Regions from separate parts of the Mus musculus genome. Here region 1 is linked to region 2. A link is a loop called in an ENCODE intact Hi-C map of the cell type or tissue named here. Cell type or tissue: left cerebral cortex. All regions are shown on one strand. Links, peaks and the distances in the headings refer to the core of each region. The heading gives the core; the rest is flanking DNA.

Region 1 (8,812 bases), core at 337-8,336, 47 kb before region 2:
ATTTCTTTTCTTTCAGTTTGTTTATATTGTTGGATAATGTTGATGGATTTTTGTATATTGAACAAACCCTACTTTCTAGTGGATGAGTGAGGATGCTTGAATTTCACTTAGAAGGGGAAATAAAACAGTCATAGGAGGCAGATGGAGGGAGGGAACTGTGTGGGTGAGGGGATGGGGAAGGGGATGGGAGGTTCAGGATTGAGTGTGGGGACAGGCAGGAGAGATGGCCAGATCATCACGAGAACCAATGCAAATCTGCAACTGATGAGGGTGGGAAGGTGTATGTGGGGGAACTTGTGGACATGCTAGAGACCTGGGGTAGACTTGTTTAAGAATCAATGGGGATGACCTTAGCTCACAGCATTTGATATATGGAACCTGAAGAGACCACCTCCTGTAGCCAGGCAAGAACCCCAGTGGAGTGATAGAGACACCAACCCAGCCACAAAACCTTTGACCCAAAATTTAACCTGCCTACAAGAAACGCAGGGACTGGAGATGAAGCAGAGACTACAGAATGACCAAGCAATAAGTGGCCCAACTAGAGACCCATCTCATGGGCAAGCACCAATCCTTGATACTATTAGCGATACTCTGTCATGCTTGCAAACATGAGTCTAGCATGGATGTTCTCTAAGAGGCTCCACCCAGTAGCTGACTCAGATGATTGCAGAGACCTTCAGCCAAACAGTGAATAGAGCTTGAGGACTCTTATGGAAGAGTTGAGGGAAGGCTTGTGGGCTCCAAAGGGGATGGAACTCCATAGGAAGGCCAAAAGTGTCAACAGACCCAAGCTCTCAGAGACTGAACCACCAACCAAAGAGCATACATGGGCTGGACTTAGGTCCCCTTGCACATATGGAACAGATGTGCAGCTTGGTCTTCAACTGGAATGGATGCTATCCTAAAAGCTGTTGCCTGTCTGTGGGATATATTCTTCTAGCTGGGCTGTCTTGTCTGGCTTCAGTGGGAGAGGATGCACCTAGCCCTGCAAAGACTTGATGTGCCAGGGTGGAAGGATAACCAGGGGGGCCTCCACCCTCTCAGAGGAGAAGGAGAGGGGGCATTGGGGAAGGACTATGGGAGAGGGTAACCAGAAATGGGGGCAGTGATCAGGCTGTAAAGTGAATAAAAGTAAAACAACAACAACAGCAGCAGCAGCAGCAGCAGCAGCAACAACAACAACAACCCTACAACTAAATCTAACCAAGGAAGTAGAAGGAAAACTTTAAATCTCTGAAGGAAGGAATTCAGGGAGCTACTAGAAAACAGAAAAACTATCCATACTCATGAATTGGTAGAATATTGTGAAAATGATAATTCTATCAAAGGCAATGTACAGATTCAGTGCAATCCCAGTCTCTCAAAGTCCACCCCCACAGTGACACACTTCTTATAACAAAGCCACACCTCATAATAGTGCCACTCCCTAGGCCAAGCATAAAACATCACAGATGAGGATTAGAAAACAAAGCACTCAAAAGATAGTAAGGGACAATAAAAAGCATGGCTATGTGTTCATTGCTTTTAAAGTAGTTATCTATGAGGTTTACGTGGAGTTTGAAGTCACTGTCTTACTAGTAGATGGTTGTGGAGGGGCACCTGACAGGTACAGTTGACAGAGTTGAGGTGTAGTTCTACAAATAAAGGAAGGTAGGACATGTTACACGTGGTTTAAGATTCTCAGGCAATTTCTAGAGAAAGGAATGAAGTTCCTGTCCACCTAGAGCCATACACATTGAGGTTTTAGGCTTAGGACATTGACAATTTTATATACATTATCTATGCAGGGAAGAAATATTAAGTCTATGTCAGCAGCCTTTACAGCAAATGCTGCTCAATGTGCTAGAATGCTTGCTCAGTTGGCAAGAGTTTTTTTTTTTTTTTAAATGGGTAATTTTTTCCTTCCTTCCTTCCTTCCTTCCTTCCTTCCTTCCTTCCTTCCTTCCTTCCTTCCTACCTTTTCTTTCTTAATATGTAAGTACACTGTAGCTGACTTCAGACACTCCAGAAAAGGGTATCAGATCTTGTTACAGATGGTTGTGAGCCACCATATGGTTGCTGGGATTTGAACTCATGACCTTTGGAAGAGCCGTCAGTGCTCTTACCTGCTGAGCTATCTCAGCAGCCCGGCAAGAGATTTTAATCAGACCTGGAGATGACAGGATCCTTCTCCCCTCATGCCTCAGGTTCCCTGCCTTCTTGTCCTGTCTCATTCCTATAGAATCCACCTCTGACTTGTTTTAATAAACCTGAGTTGCTGGCTTGGCTTTTAGCCATAACTTTGAATACCATAGTCTGATTATGCAGTCTTTGATTCTCTTAACACCACAGGAGTCCCTTGAGTCACCATACATATTTATGGTCACCTTCCTGGTCCTTAAGGCCTTTGTAGTTTTGATACCTGAAAGTTTCTTCACCTCTGTTTGGAATGTCCGATCTTAAAAGTCAAGATGGGCTGGAAAGTCACATCTTAAGTCTTGCAATCATTTTGTGAAAAGGACATTTCACCTCCTTTTGCTTGGAGGATTTTTCTTGAACAAGCCTATGATTATCTTTCCTCTGTATATGTGTACACATTTCTTAAGTTAGATAGGCCTATTATTAAATGCAAGCCAGGGATATATACATCTATTTAAAAGTTAAGTAAGAGTCTTGTCAGGTCTAAGTTAAGAAATCTTGTGCATAAGGCCCTGGAAAACAATGCTCTCAGATGTAAATATCAGGGAAATCCTCACTTCCTGTCATGTGTGTCAGCCCAGGTGCCTTGCTTTAAGCAGTGAACACTTGCTTGATGAGAGAGAGAGAGAGAGAGAGAGGGGGGGGAGGGGGAGGGGGAAGGGGAGGGGGAGGGAAAGGGAGTGGGGAGGAGGAGGAGGGGAGGGGGAGAAGGAGAGATGGGGGGAGGTTTCATTTTTTTATTTGGATACATTTTATTAACTAACACGGGGACTGCTAACGAAGGAACTTGAAGCAGTGTTACCAAGTTTTCTTACATGGGGCATCACATTGGATTTCATCTGTATTGCACAAAAGGTTACAATTTCCCACCCAAGTATGCAATCTCATTAGTACTTTGCCTATGATGCCTTTCATAGAGTGGTTTGAGGCTCATAAAAGATCTCTCTCACACACACACACACACACACACACACACACACACACACACACACACATTTGTAGATATTTTGAGATTTTTATTTAAAATGTCAAACGTATCAATGTAATTCTATCTCATACCATTATTACCCTCTCTCCTTCCCCATGCTCTTCCAGTGTAAGCGAGCATTATACCTCTCTTTGCTCATGGCTCCTCAGGATCGGCCTTGAGAACAGTGCGAGGTACCGGAAAACGCTGGTGGGCTCAGAGAACCACCACTCCCAGCATCCTCCACGTTCCCAGTGCCCGCGGTTTCCTTTTCCGGTCTGACCGCTGAGGAAACTGTAAAAGCTATGCTGGGGAGGCAGCGCGGAGCTTGATTCACCTTCACCTGCTCTGGCCACCCGCTGACCCGGGGTTTCCGGCCGGAGAGCAGTCAGATATGAACGGACGGGTGGATTATTTAGTCACGGAGGAAGAGATCAACCTGACGAGAGGACCTTCGGGTAGGCGCGGGACATGGAGGGAGTAATTGCTGCGTCCCTTGCTTTGGCGGAGCCGGGTTTACCTGGCTGGAGAGCAGGCAGGCCCCGACCGAGCGGCTTCCCAGAACGCTATCGGGCACGGAGCAAAGAGTCCATTGGCATCTTTTGTTAGCTAGATAACGGACCCAAGGACTCTGCCCCATAATCCAGTCGGATTACCACAGGCGTTTATGGCCAGGACGGGTTTCTTGCTGTTGGTGGCAATAGCCAAGACCAGGAAAAAGCCCGCTGTTTAGCCAGCGTGTGGGAGCCGCCGTATCCGTTATTCAGTTGCTTGCTCCATCCTTGTTTCTTCGCCGAGGGCCCGTTCAGGTAAAAACAGGAGCAGCGAACGGCGGTGTGTGTGTGTGTGTGTGTGTGTGTGTGTGTGTGTGTGTGTGTGTGTGTGTTTCTGAGTGTCTCACAGTTTCTCCGGTGCTAGGGTCCCTGCCTGCATTTTTGCGGAATCAATTTACCATATCAACTGGAATGCTAAAGCGGGCGGAGACCTTTTACAGAAGTTTTCAGACCTGGCCACACTTGACCACCATTACTTGGGCGTTTTCGTTTTTACTTTTTAGCAAAATATTGAAATGAAAATGTTGTTTTCTAGTCTCACCTTTAGAAATTTGGATTCAGTGTGGATCAAACAATTCTTGAAACAAACACTTCATGTGATTCTGACAGGAAAATTCCCATTTAGCGTTGCTGTGTGGTCTTCCTCATGGATGCTCATAGCTGGATTACTACATCGTGTCACTGCCTTCCTTAGGCTTTGCAGTTTTCTTTATGGCCTTAACATTTTAGGTTTAGGGTTCACCACTTAGAGCCAAGATTTTTTGTTTTTGTTTTTTGTTTTAAATCTAACATCTTACCAGTTTTTTGTTGTTGTTGCTTTTTTTTTTTTGGCTTGTTTTAATGTATTGGCAGAATAACTTAACTGATGGATTCTTGTAGTTTCTTTTCTGTAACATGGAGACAGTTATGAAATGAAGCGTTTCACATATAGTGTTAGGATGAAGCCACTTGCTCTCTGGAAAATATTTAGGACAATGTCTTGATATATGGTAAGCAGTGTGTATTTGTTACTGTTGTCATTAGTGAGTGAATGGCTAAACTGACTCCAGTAAGTTCTGTTAGATACTGTATTCCAAGAGTTGAATAAATCATTGGTTACTGTGAATTTCTATTCTGATGGCCACTACTTAGCATAGTCTGTTAACTTTCCTTATCTATAAGTTTGCAATAGCTTAATCACTGCTGACTATTCTGTGTAAAGCACAGCTTTCAGAACTAATCATATATTTTGTCTTCCTGTTATGAGAAAATTGGAAGTTGATCATATTTATGGGAATAACTCTCTGCTAATCTTTGTGGTTTATACAGAAGCTTTGCTCTGGGTAGTTCTTTGGGGGTGCTGAGGTAACTTGACAGAAGCTAGAGTTAATCTGGGAAGACCCTTAGTTGAGAAAAAACGCCCCCATCAGATTGCTTGTAGGCACTCCTGTTGGCCATTTCTTTTTTTAAAGATTTATTTATGGCCGGGCGTGGTGGCGCACGCCTTTAATCCCAGCACTCGGGAGGCAGAGGTAGGCGGATTTCTGAGTTCGAGGCCAGCCTGGTCTACAGAGTGAGTTCCAGGACAGCCAGGGCTACACAGAGAAACCCTGTCTTGAAAAACCAAAAAAAAAAAAAAAAAAAAAGATTTATTTATTATATGTAAGTACACTGAAGCTGTCTTCAGACACTCCAGAAGAGGGCGCCAGATCTCGTTACGGATGGTTGTGAGCCACCATGTGGTTGCTGGGATTTGAACTCCTGACCTTCGGAAGAGCAGTCGGGTGCTCTTACCCACTGAGCCATCTCACCAGCCCCCTGTTGGCCGTTTCTTAAGTTGATGATGGAGATGGGAGAGCCCAGCTCACTGTGGGCAGTGCTACCATGGGGCAGGTAGGTGGTCCTGGATTGTACGAAAGCAGGCTGAGTAAGTCATTAGGAGCAAGCCAATAAGTAGTGCGGTTTCAGTTTGTGTCTCCAGGCCTGTGTTGACTTCTCTTCATGATGGTCTGTTTAGGATTCAGTAACTCCTTTCATCCCTTCATGCTTGTATCATGGTGTTTTTTTTCATAGCAGTAGAAACCTAAACTAAACTCAGAAACTTTTGCCCAAGGCTTTTCAATATGCCCAAGTTTCTTGAATCTAATTTTCTTATTTTATTTAATTCTTCAATCCAACTTTGAGATTAACGTAGTAGAGATGGATTTTTATTACATTTGTGTGTCTATGTGTTTTTGTTTGTTTGTTTGTTGGGGAAGGGGCCCGTAGAGGTCAGAGGACAACTTTCAGGAGTCAGTTTTCTCCTCCTATCATGTGGGTTCCAGGGATTGAACTCAGGTTGTCAGACTTAATGGCAAATACTTCCTACCCGCTGAGTTATCTCACCCAGCAGTCTCAGATCTGTAAATAAAAGTCTGTTTTTTTTTAATGTGTTTTTTAACCTTTTGCTAATGAACCCATAGGATCAATGAGATACACATTTCTGATTCCCTTTGCAAATGCATTAAGGCATCTAGTTCTTTAACCTAAATAACCTACCATGATACTACTTTTTGTGATGTTTGAGATTGTCTTCTTGCCACATAGCAAGAACCCAATATACTTGGATATAGAGTCTTAGCTGTGGTATCACAGTATTACCAGGTCTTCTGACAAGAGCAGACTTCTGATATTAATCACAGTATTACCAGGTCTTCTGACAAGAGCAGACTTCTGATATTATTCTTGCTTTAAGCATAAAATTTGACATAATATCATTGTTTAAACTTTTGGGCATTTGAATAGGCATTGTCTAATTTCTAAGCATTGAACTTACAGATCTAAAGTTTCTAGTCTTAGTATTTTCCTTCAAAGATTAGAGCAGGGAAAAGCTTCAAAAGACTAAATAAGAGGAATACTTATAGCTAGTTAACATATTTTTACACAAAAGGGTTTATTTTTGAATTGTATAGTTATTTGTTTAAAAATAAAGTTCCATTGAGTGGTTTCTGGACTTTTTATAAAATATTTTAAAATATTAGTCATTGTCATTAGTCAGGATTCTCTAGAGGAATTAAGTCAATAGAATGAATATCTGTATCAAAAGGGAATTTGTTAGATTAGCTTACATGATAAAGTCTGAGAAGTCCAGCAATGGCTATTTGCACAGTGAAGGCTGAGAGCCTGGTAGCTGCTCAGCAGACCCAACTTGGTGCTGACAATCTGGAGGATGCCTTGAGAGTTACTGGCCTTTAGTCCATATTGGAATCCCAGTGATGAATGGTTCTGATAGCAGGGCAGAAATGTGGCAACAGCAGGAGCAGCAGCAACAGGGTAGACTTACGCACTCACTAACAGGGTGATTAAACTCATCAGGGAAGTGTGAAGGAAGTACAGCTTTAAAAAGCAAGCTTTTTCCCTTGAACTGCCTATCTGGTTGACACTGGAAAGTACTGTCTACAATTTAGGGTGAGTCTTTCCATTTCAGATAACCTCATCAAGAAAATCCTTTATATTTTGTTCATGGCTAATCTCTTAGTTGATTCCAGATCCAGTCAAACTGAAAACTAAGATTAACCATTACAGTGATGTAAATCATTGAACTTGCTGGGAAAAAGTAATTACAAATTTAGGATTAAATTTGGTAAAAAAAAAAAAATCGTTGGAAGTTTGTTGGTTCAGTAAACAAGGAAAGGTTTCAAGTTCCTGCTTATCACTTCCTCATTCCTGGTCTGTGGCACCGTTGGTCTCAGAATCTTCATGGAGATGTCATGGAGAGACACAGGGAATAAGTCAGGAATTACCACTGACAACTTCTAGGTAATTTTGATAGTGTCATAGGAGTCTTTCTTTCTAAAGGAGCAATATAAGAAGCCTCTGATTCGGAGTGTACAATACTGTTTGCAAGCAGCACTGTCTGGTTTGACGGGGTGAATGTGTGTATGATTACTATCTGTGCCAGTATTGTATCAGACAAGAATCTTGGATATTTACAGTTTAGTAAGGCAAATGAACTGAAAACAAATAAGCCCACAATCATAGGAAAGTCACAACAATGAAATGAGTGACTAAGGGGTGAAAAGGAAATGGTATGTAGCTTGGCCTTTGCCCTGTGCTTGCTTCCTCGCCCTAGTAAGGAAAATCTCGGCGGCCTTTGATTTCAGAAGACTGTTTTGCTTTTGTTCTTGGGCTCATTACTTATGTTATTTTAAATAATTTCTATCATTAAAAAAGGATTTAAAAAAATTATCCATATGAGTGTTTTGTCTGCATTTGAATGTGTAATATGTGTACCTGGTATTTACAGAAGCCAGAAGACTGCTAAGGACCCCGGAACTGGTTGTGAGCCATAAGGTGGGTACTGGGAAATGAACCCAGTCCTGCGCAAGGGCAGCAAATGCCCTTAACTGCTGAGCTATCTCTCTGGTCCCCAGGTTTTTGACAATTTTTGATTAGCTGGTAATCTAATGGTCCATTTTTTATCCTCTAGAACAAGACTTGGAGGGTCTCACTTTGTCTCATATCAGATTTAGAGATCTTAAAGTTGTGAAGACTCACTATTCTGAACACTATGACAAGACCAATTTAGCTTTTATTCTCTGTACCAGAGATTGAACAACTGAGTATTCTTAGGGTTCCAGTATCCAAATATAAGGGCTCAATGGGTTTTAGCAATCTGCCATCTTCAGAGAGGAAAGAAGAAATACCCATATCTTTATTGTCTGTAGAGGCCCTTTAAAGGAAGGGATAGTTAGCACAATGCTTTCATAAAGAGTAATTAAGGAAGTATCTTTCTGGAAGTGTACTAATATATATTTTATACTCATTTTTTATGTTTTGTTTAGGCTAAATGAGTATCTGTTTATAGTCACATAGGCTTATTTAGATCTTATAGAATTCTTTTTTTTTTTTTGGTTTTTCAAGACAGGGTTTCTCTGTGTAGCCCTGGCTGTCCTGGAACTCACTTTGTAGACCAGGCTGACCTTGAACTCAGAAATCCGCTTGCCTCTGCCTCCTGAGTGATGACCTTATAGAACTCTTAAATAGTAGGTGTTTAATCCACATTATTAGATTGGGAAGTTGTCTGAAGGAGATTAAAGACTTGCTCAAGGTCTAAGGCCAGCAAGAGTCCTAAGAGTCTACTCCAGGTCTG
Region 2 (8,812 bases), core at 251-8,250:
AACCTGAATGGTGAAGGACACACACACACACACACACACACACACACACACACACACACACAGCACTGAGACAGAGGTATTAATGTGGAAAAGAATTGTTTGTCTTAGCTACTTTTATATTGCCGTGACAAAACACCATGATCTAGATAACATATAAAACAAAGTTTAATGGCAGCAGACAAGCATGTATAACACTGGAGCAGTAGCAGAGAGCTTACCTTTGATCCACAGCAGAAGATATATCTTGGGAGGGGAGGGGAAAGGAGAGAGGTCGGGAGGAGGAAGGGCAAGAGTGAGACTGGCATTGGGTTTTGAAACCTTAAAACCCATTCCTAGTGACACACCTCCTCTGACAAGTCCATACCTTCTATTCCTCCTCAAACAGTTCTACCAACTGGGAACCACATATTCAAACATTTGAATCTATGGGGTTGCTTCTCATTCAAGGACTTAAGGCTCTAACATAATGTTTCCCACAAGGACTAAAGACAAGCTTAAGGTTTACAATTTAAGAGGATCCATGAAATATCCATAGAAGCCACTATCAATTAGATAATAGTCAATTCTACAGGAAGGAATATCTGTACTACTTGACAGAGTATAACCTTGGATAAGCTTGTTACCTTTCACTAATGTGGATATATACTTATATGAAAAGGATAGCATATTACTGATAATAGCACTATCTAGACTATATGTGTATGATTAATCCCATTATAAATCACTAGCTGGGTGCAGGGCTTTGATGGAATATGACTCAGAACGACGATGGTCTTCTATGTAGTGAGGAGGTCAGAAAATGCCCAGAGTTTTGGAGCCAGGCCCCTTGATTTGTAATATCTGTTGAAGTGAGAACACACTTAAGTAATATGGACACTGGATGAGTTTTGAAATGTCATAGGAAATGAATTTAAGGTGAAAGTTGATGCTGTGTAAGTGCTATACACTTCACACTATTTTAATAAATCTTGTAGTCCCTTATGGTTTCATCTTTGTACAGAGAAGATTTTTCAAAACAACAGAAAGATGTCAATCCAAGGCTAGGTATAATGGCATACACCTGTAATCCTAGTGCTCCTGAAGCAGGCAGATCAGCACAGTCAACCAAGAACGATAAACACCAGCTTTGAAGGAGACACCCTTCATAATTTATAGCACCCCTGTTATTAGAGACCTATCCTGTCAATCCTAAATTCTGATCCAAAGTAATTTTAGTATATCTACAAAATTTTCTTCTAATACTTCTAACTGTGTTGTTTAACCTCTCAGTTTAAAACTGCTCACCCTTATACTACTTGATTCACACATTTGCAGATCTCTAATCTACAGTCAAGTGAAGACACAGGGGAGGGAAGGGATTGACAAAAAGTCTTGCTTTAAGAAATGTTGTCGTGGACACATCAACGTTTCCTTTGATTTAATGCAAATTACGTCTTTCCCCCAATATTAATATTCAAACTCTGAAATACTGTAGCTATCCTCCTGTTTACTTGTTTGTATGCTACTAACAATAGTGACACTTTTATACACTAACACAATACACAGTGTGCCAAGTTATAAGTCAAAGGCTATGGAGCTCTGAAGAGGGAATAATTTATGTTGCCTATAGAGTACAGTGGACTTCAAGTACTATGGGAGTGTGTAAATTGGAGGTGTGTAAATTCATGGCATATTCAGTAAGGAATATTAGTATGGAATGAAAAGTGGCAAAACCAACCAACTAAACAAAAACACCACCACAACAAAACAGCACCACACTGTAGTCTTCTAACAAATAATTTTAAACTTGCTCTGAAAATTGTAGAGACAGAGAGGATCTTTTAATTATGTATAAACCTGTCTTTCCAGTGCTGTGTGAGATTAAGATCATTCAGTCTCCCCTTTGCCTTTATGCCCTCTTTCCCCCTGACATAGATGTTATCCTAAGCTTAAGGAGATACGTAGCTTCTCCTGTGGTTACTTGTGAGGCTACTCCCAAAGCATTTCAGTGGCATCAGAGAGACAGAGGCAGAGGCAAAGGTTTTCTCTGTCTCTTCCTGGAAAAGACAAGGCAGGTGTTTTGTTCATCCAAACTATCATACTTTCTAGTTTGTGTCCCTATTAGATGACCTGTTTCTTCTTTTTTGTTTCTGTGTTTCTTGACTCATCCAGAGGCACACAAACAATGAAAAACAAGTGTTCATTCATTAAGTATAGGACTTCATGAAATTCGCAGGCAAAAAAAAAAAAAAAAAAAAAAACCTAGACTATATCATCTTGAGTGAGGTAATCCAGTCACAAAAGAACACACATGGTATACACTCACTGATAAGTGGATATTAGGAAAAAAAGCTTGGAATATTCATGATACAACTTATACAGACCATATGAAGCTCAAGAAGAAGGAAGACCAAAGTGTGATGCTTCAGTCCTACTTAGAAGAGGGAACAAAATAATCATGGGAGATAGAGGGTGGGAAGGTTGGGAGGAATAAAGGAAGGGGAGAAGAAAAAAAGGGGGGGCAGGGTCAGGTGGGAAGAAACAGGGGAGATGTACAGAGCCAGGATCAGGGAACTGAACAGAAAGGTGTGTTGCAATGGGAGATGAACAGGAGGTAGCCAACAGAAGGTCCCAGACACCAGGAAAGCAAGAGGTTCCCAGGACCCAATGGGGATGACATTAGCTGAAATACCCAACAAAGGGGAGGGAGAACCTGTAGAGACCATATCCAGAGGTTAGACATGACCCCCAGTTGAGGGATGGGGCCACCCACTTTTCTCAAAAATTTTAATCCAAAATTGCTCTTGTCTAAAGAAAATATAGGGACAAAGAGTGGAGTAGAGACTGAAGGAAAGGCCATCAGAGACTGCCCTACCTGGGGATCCATCCCATATGCAGCTACCAAACCTATTGTTGATCAATACCCATACAGCCATCACTATTGCCGATGCCAAGAAGTGCTTGTTGCAAGGAGCTTGATATAGCTGTCTCCTGAGAGGCTGTCAGAGCCTTACCTATACAGATGTGGATGCTCACATCCAACCATCGGACTGAGAACAGGGACCCCAATAGAGGAGTTGGGGAAGGACTTGAAGGAACTGAAGGGATTTGCAACCCCATAGGTAGAACAACCAATCAGATTCCCCAGAGCTCCCAGGGACTAAACCACCAACCAAAGAGTATGCGTGGAGGGACCTATGGCTCCAGGTGCATTTGTAGCAGAGGATGGCTTTATCTGGTATCCATTGGAGGAGAGGCCCTTGGTCCTCTGAAGGCCTGATGCTCCAGTGTAGGAGAATGCTAGGGCAGTGAGGTGGGAGTCGGTGGGGGAGCACCCTCAAAGAAGCAGAGAGTAAGGAGTAGGATAGAGGGTTTGCGGAGCAGAAACCGGGACGGGGGATAGCATTTGAATTGTAAATAAATAAAATAATAAAAAATTTTAAAAAGTTCAGTTACAACTGATGAGCCACGACTTAAAATGTGTTCATTAACCTGGTGCTACTTGTGCATTAGCTTAAAAACCAACCCCGCCCTTTATCTGAGTTTCTTGAGTCGCAGAAGTCAAGATCCAGAATATGCGAATTACAGATTTTCCAAATCGAAAAACCCAATTGCACCCGGCGTATCCTGAGGTCACGGAACCAGAGCTCAGAAGCCTCGACTTCCGGGGGAGGGAGGAAGCAGAAGTGCGTTAAGGCCAATCGTTTCCGTTTGCCTCGGGGAGGCTTATCAGGCGTGGACCTGGCACCCAAAGCCTGCGCTGAGTCTACAACTTCGCCTGAGACGTGTTGCGGGCCGCGCTGGGCTCGCTCTGGAAGCGGCTGACTAAGCAGGCCGCACCTTCTGCCATGATTGCGCCCGCTGTGTTGCGAGCTCTGCGTAAGAACAAGACTCTACGCTATGGAGTTCCCATGTTGGTGAGCGGCTGTGACGGGAGCAGGGGCTGCGAGTCCGGAAGGGGCGGGCCCTCTTTGGCTGAGTGGCGTATTGGTGCTGTCTTTCGGATACTGCTGACTAGGGGGTCTGTGGGAGCCACCGGAGCTTTGAGGTTTTTGTTTTTGTTTTTAAGTTCACGCTCAAAAGTGTACCTCGGGTCCCGCCATCCCCCACCCCCCGTTTCCTTTCCCTTCGTGAACGCGCGTGTTACTATCCCCGTTTTACAGTACCTTTCCTGGGTTAAATGTTGAGATTTTGCAAGAAGACTAATCAAATGTCTTCTTTAATAATTACATTCATTTGTAGTAATTATGTTCATAATTTGTTGTTTGATCATTGTTAAGTTAATTTGCTTTAGCATATTACGATATAAAAGAAAATAAACAAAAACTTTTAAAAATACAAGACATTTTTCTTGGTGTGGTTCTTGGCACGTGTGAAGTGCCTTTTGTATTTAAGCACTGCTAAAAGAAAGGTTGATTTTAGAAACGTAATATGTTTTTTTAAGTCGTCTTTGATGTGTCTGGATCTTGTTTTGATAATTAGGGAACTCTGCAATCTGCTTTAAGAGTTTTGGGGTAAGCGTTCGTTTTTATAAAATGACAGCAATTTACAAGGCATATATAAATTTTTTTATTTCTGCAAGTTCCTCTGCCGTTCAAAATCACGGATGTTGCTACTGACTTACCATTTATCACTATGGGAGTCAATTTGATTTTCTTTCAAAATTATAAAAGTCAAGATGTTATGGAAAGAAAAAAAAAATCTCAGGGCTAGGCTTTCTATGTAGACTTAGCACCCTGCCCTATTTTCGGGGCTACCCAGCAGGAAAGAGGCTCCTTTACAAATGGAAATTCCTTTCTTGGTCAGTTTTTAAATGGTCCTATCAGTCTTATGAAGGCACACTCTGGAACTCTGTCTAGAAAAAACTCTTAAGCCTAATTTATTTTACAGATGCCCTTCCAGAAGTTAAGCAAAGAGCACTTTCTATGCCCAATTTGAGAAATCCTCCTCTGAGTTCTGGGTTTCTCCTCTTCTGTTTTATAACGCGCGCGCGCGCACACACACACACACACACGCGCGCGCGCGCGCGCGCGTGCACACACACACACAGCTAGCTAGTCGTTCATTTCTGTTTGCTTTATGCACATACATGTGTGCAAAATAGCATTCTTTTTTATTTAAAATTACTATATAGATTTAATAGATAAGCACTGTGTTTACACCCTTTTCATCCCTACCTCTCCCCCGCCAACTTCTCCTGTGATTCCTTTCTCCCTTTCAGTTTTATGACTTTTAAAAATTAAAATTGTTACATGTTAATTATATATATGTGTGTATATATATAAAATTATATATTATATGTATGTATAAAAGCAGCCATTTTGATTTAGTCTTATGTATCCCAAATAGCATTTTTTTTAAAAGTAGCTAAGAATATTTTATATGTATAATTGTTAAATACAAATTTTTATTGTGGCTGCTGTTTACCTAGAAATCATGGTGGTTAATGAAGGGCCCTAAAACCTAAGAGGTGAATCTCTAGATTGCAAGAGAGGAAACAAGAGGAGAGAATGTTCTTAGAAGAAAAGCATATGGCCCATTTTTCTGATGCAGAAACCCTTTCAGAGAGCAGAGCAGTTCCTCTAATTGAGCCACTAATCTAGTGAACAGAGACTCTAAATCTAATGTTGTTTTTTTGATGATTTTTTTGTTTTGTTTTACTTTTCACCCTTCAACCTGTGTACATGTGCAAGCGTGTGCGCATGCAGGGACACGCAGCACAGGTGCTCTCCCCGTTTCTTACCTTCTGAGTTTATCTAGTTTTTTTTTTTTTTTTTTCATTTTCTTTTTGTCAGAAGTTTTAAAGTTACAACAGTGGAGTTTTGTTGCTTTTATGAACCTCAAATTTTAAATTTCTATTTTATGTTTTTACACTCTTTCTATTTAATTATTTAAGTAGTGATATGGATATCAAGCTTTTTGCTCCTAATTGGCTTAGCTTATTCATCTCTGATGTGAGGATTATAGCCAGCTCACTCTTGGGTAAAATAGCAGTAGCAGTTTGGAAGCTCTCTGAAAGGGTTTCTTCATACAGAAAAATGGGTCATATGCTGCAAGACTCCTTTATAATTTGTTAAGAAAATAAAAGGCAGTGTTTACAAATGTCCAATTTTGTAAAGTCATGAAGTTGAAAGAAATTCTACACAGACAAGGCCAGAGTTTTATTCCCAGGTGTACCCTATGTAGTTATAGTATTAGAAACTCAAGGGAGGAGAGAGGTGGTTCCCTGATTAAGAGTACTTGCTGCTCTTTCAGAGGACTAGAGTTTCCCAGCAGCTGTATCTGGCTGCTCGTGACTGCTTGTAACTCTAGCTCCATGGTACCTGATGTCCTCTTCTGATCTCCACAGTCACCCGCATGTACTGGCACATCAATAGACACATACGTGCACATGTACACGTAAGCGTGCATGTATGGTTGCATGCACAAATACTAAATAAATCTTAAAATTAAAACTTCAAGCAAAACAGATTTTACTGATTCTGTGTGATCAAAGAAGACTCATGAATCAAACAGCACTCAAAACTCAAAGAGGTTTCAAGAGTTCTGTCCTGTTACATCGGCAGGAAATATTTATAGACAAAACAAAACAAGACAAAACCAACCAAACAAACAAAACTAAAAAAATAACTTAATTGGATAGACATTTTTTTTTTTTGACTTGGTTTGATCAGTTAGTTAACAAATGGCATTTCTGTTGGTTTACCTTCTAAGGTTACATACATCTCTAAAGGGATTTAAGTAGAGACAGGTCCACTCCAAACTATATAACAGTAGGCAATCATTTAGTTGGGTGTGTTTTTATTTCCTTTTGAGTTTGGAAGCAGGGGAATCGGAAGTTCAAGGCACATACCAAGTTGAGGGTCATCTTGGTTAATGAGACCCTGTGCCTTAGTTGGTTTCTATTGCTGTGAGGAGATACCATGACCATGTATGGCAACTCTTACAAAGACAAACATTTAGTTGGGGCTGGCTGACAGTTTCAGAGGTTCAGTCCATTGCCTTCATGGCGAGGAGCACAGTGGCATGCAGGCAAACATGCTGCTGGGGAAATAATTGGAGAATTCGACTTCTAGACCTTCAGGCAGCAGGAAGAGAGAGCCTTCTAGGCTCTGACACCTCAAAGATCATCCCCAGTGTGATACTTCTCCATCAAGGCCACACCTCCTAATCCTTTCAAACCTTGTGAATCTCTGATAACTAAGCATTCAAATATATGAGCCCTTGGGGGCCATTCTTATTCAAATCACCGCACTCTGTCTCAAAAAAAAAAAAAAAGTAAACAAGAAAAGTCAAATACATATGTAGTATTGATTTATGACATCAGTTACAATCTTATAATTTTTCCAGGATAGTATAGTGGCCTCCCTTTCTGACATTTCACTTGCTGCATCTTGTCTGTTGTTTAAAAAAAAAAAAAAAAAAAAAAAGAGAAAAATCTCATGGATTATTTCAGATGCAAGTAATTCAAATGGCATTTATTGCAATATATTATCATTGTTGTACTTTATTACTAGTTATTGTTGCTAATCTTATTGTGCCTATTTTGAAAATTAAACTTTGCTATATGTATTTATGTATAGAAAGAAAACAGTGTATTTAGGGTTTAATATTTGTTCAGGTTTCAGGTGTCACTAGAATGCATTTGAAGGTAACCCCCACCACATTTACTTTTAAGAAAATGAGTAATAATTTTCTAGGAAATATAATCTATAGGTTGTTTATATGCTGTCTAAGGCATTGTTTAACTGAATGTAGCTAGTCAGAGTTGACCTTCTAGTTCATGTAGCTATTCCCTTCCTTTGTTTCAGTTGCTGGTTGTTGGAGGTTCTTTTGGTCTTCGTGAATTTTCACAAATCCGGTACGATGCTGTGACAATTAAGGTAAGAACTATAATTGGTGTTTGGCTTGTGTAGGAGAATTTCATGCTCATTTCACTTAGCAATTTTAATCTGTTTTGTCTTGCAAACCCAATAGCTGGTCTTTGCACCTTTTCTTGTTTAGAGTATCACTAATGTGAGTCCGTGCAAGTGAATCATATGAAGCATTCAGGAAAAGGTCTCTGTATTTACTTGTAACATTGTTGTTTCTCTCCCCAAATATTCTCAGACGTAGTTGTTTTTGGATTCTTATGGAATTTAAGAACACAGTTTTCCTCTCTAATTATAAATGAGCTATTCTATTGTAACTGCCAGTGATGTTATAAGTATATTGCCATTTCTCATTGGTAATTGATACTAAAATAAAATATTTTATTATAAATGAAGACACCTATCTTTTTTTATAGCATCTGTATTATTGTAGGAGTGAGTATACTAGGACCTCCATTTTACAGGTGTGGAAAAAAAGGTCCAGACAGCTATACTATCCTGCGTATAGTAATGTGTGTACACCGGACAGAGCTAGGATTTGTACCCTCTGTAATTACACTTTCACTCTTAAATTTGTGCTGTCTGTTACATAAGATGTCTGGTTTATTAACTGAGAAATGTCTTGTAATTTGGGGAGAGGGAACACATACCTGATAGTTGAAGACTTTTCTAAATAATATATAATGTACCATTATATGCTGGAACAAGTATTGTTCACTGTGGTAGTGGACTCTCCATTGCTGTATCCCCACCAGGTACTACATACTGCTAAGTATGTAGTTTAAGTACATGTGAATAGGACAGTCTTTGATTTGCCTATCTATCTTGTGCTTTGTAACAAGAGAGTTTAGCTTAATATTTAATGTAAATATTGTGACCCTATTTTCAAGACCAGATAATGAAAATAAGAATAATCATAATAATAGTGCTGATATGATCCAGACATCACTAGAAAAGAAAAC

The links. A loop is a pair of places that touch in the nucleus more often than their neighbours do. Peaks named below come from ENCODE experiments on the same cell type or tissue, not always from the same donor. Only the 100,000 strongest peaks of a DNase experiment are listed, where the experiment ranks them.
Region 1: it touches region 2 in a loop (2.4-fold over the local background); 11 of 42 quality-filtered maps call a loop at or near these places.

What each region holds. Positions count from the first base shown.
Region 1 is chr12:81,527,510-81,536,321 of GRCm38, reverse strand. Gm20498 (predicted gene 20498) reads left to right here and starts at 3,411. Exons shown (of 6, transcript NM_001309848.1): 1 at 3,411-3,606. The coding sequence starts at 3,543. Synj2bp (synaptojanin 2 binding protein) reads left to right here and starts at 3,411. Exons shown (of 4, transcript NM_025292.7): 1 at 3,411-3,606. The coding sequence starts at 3,543. In left cerebral cortex, for the core only: no CTCF peak of the experiment used is centred there; a DNase peak (open chromatin) is centred at 3,403; H3K4me3 peaks cover 2,054 bases; H3K27ac peaks cover 716 bases.
Region 2 is chr12:81,479,981-81,488,792 of GRCm38, reverse strand. It overlaps Gm20498 (predicted gene 20498), which reads left to right. Exons shown (of 6, transcript NM_001309848.1): 4 at 7,791-7,862. It overlaps Cox16 (cytochrome c oxidase assembly protein 16), which reads left to right and starts at 3,656. Exons shown (of 4, transcript NM_001309809.2): 1 at 3,656-3,896; 2 at 7,791-7,862. The coding sequence starts at 3,828. In left cerebral cortex, for the core only: no CTCF peak of the experiment used is centred there; DNase peaks (open chromatin) are centred at 3,001, 3,714, 3,876 and 4,854; H3K4me3 peaks cover 1,920 bases; H3K27ac peaks cover 1,686 bases.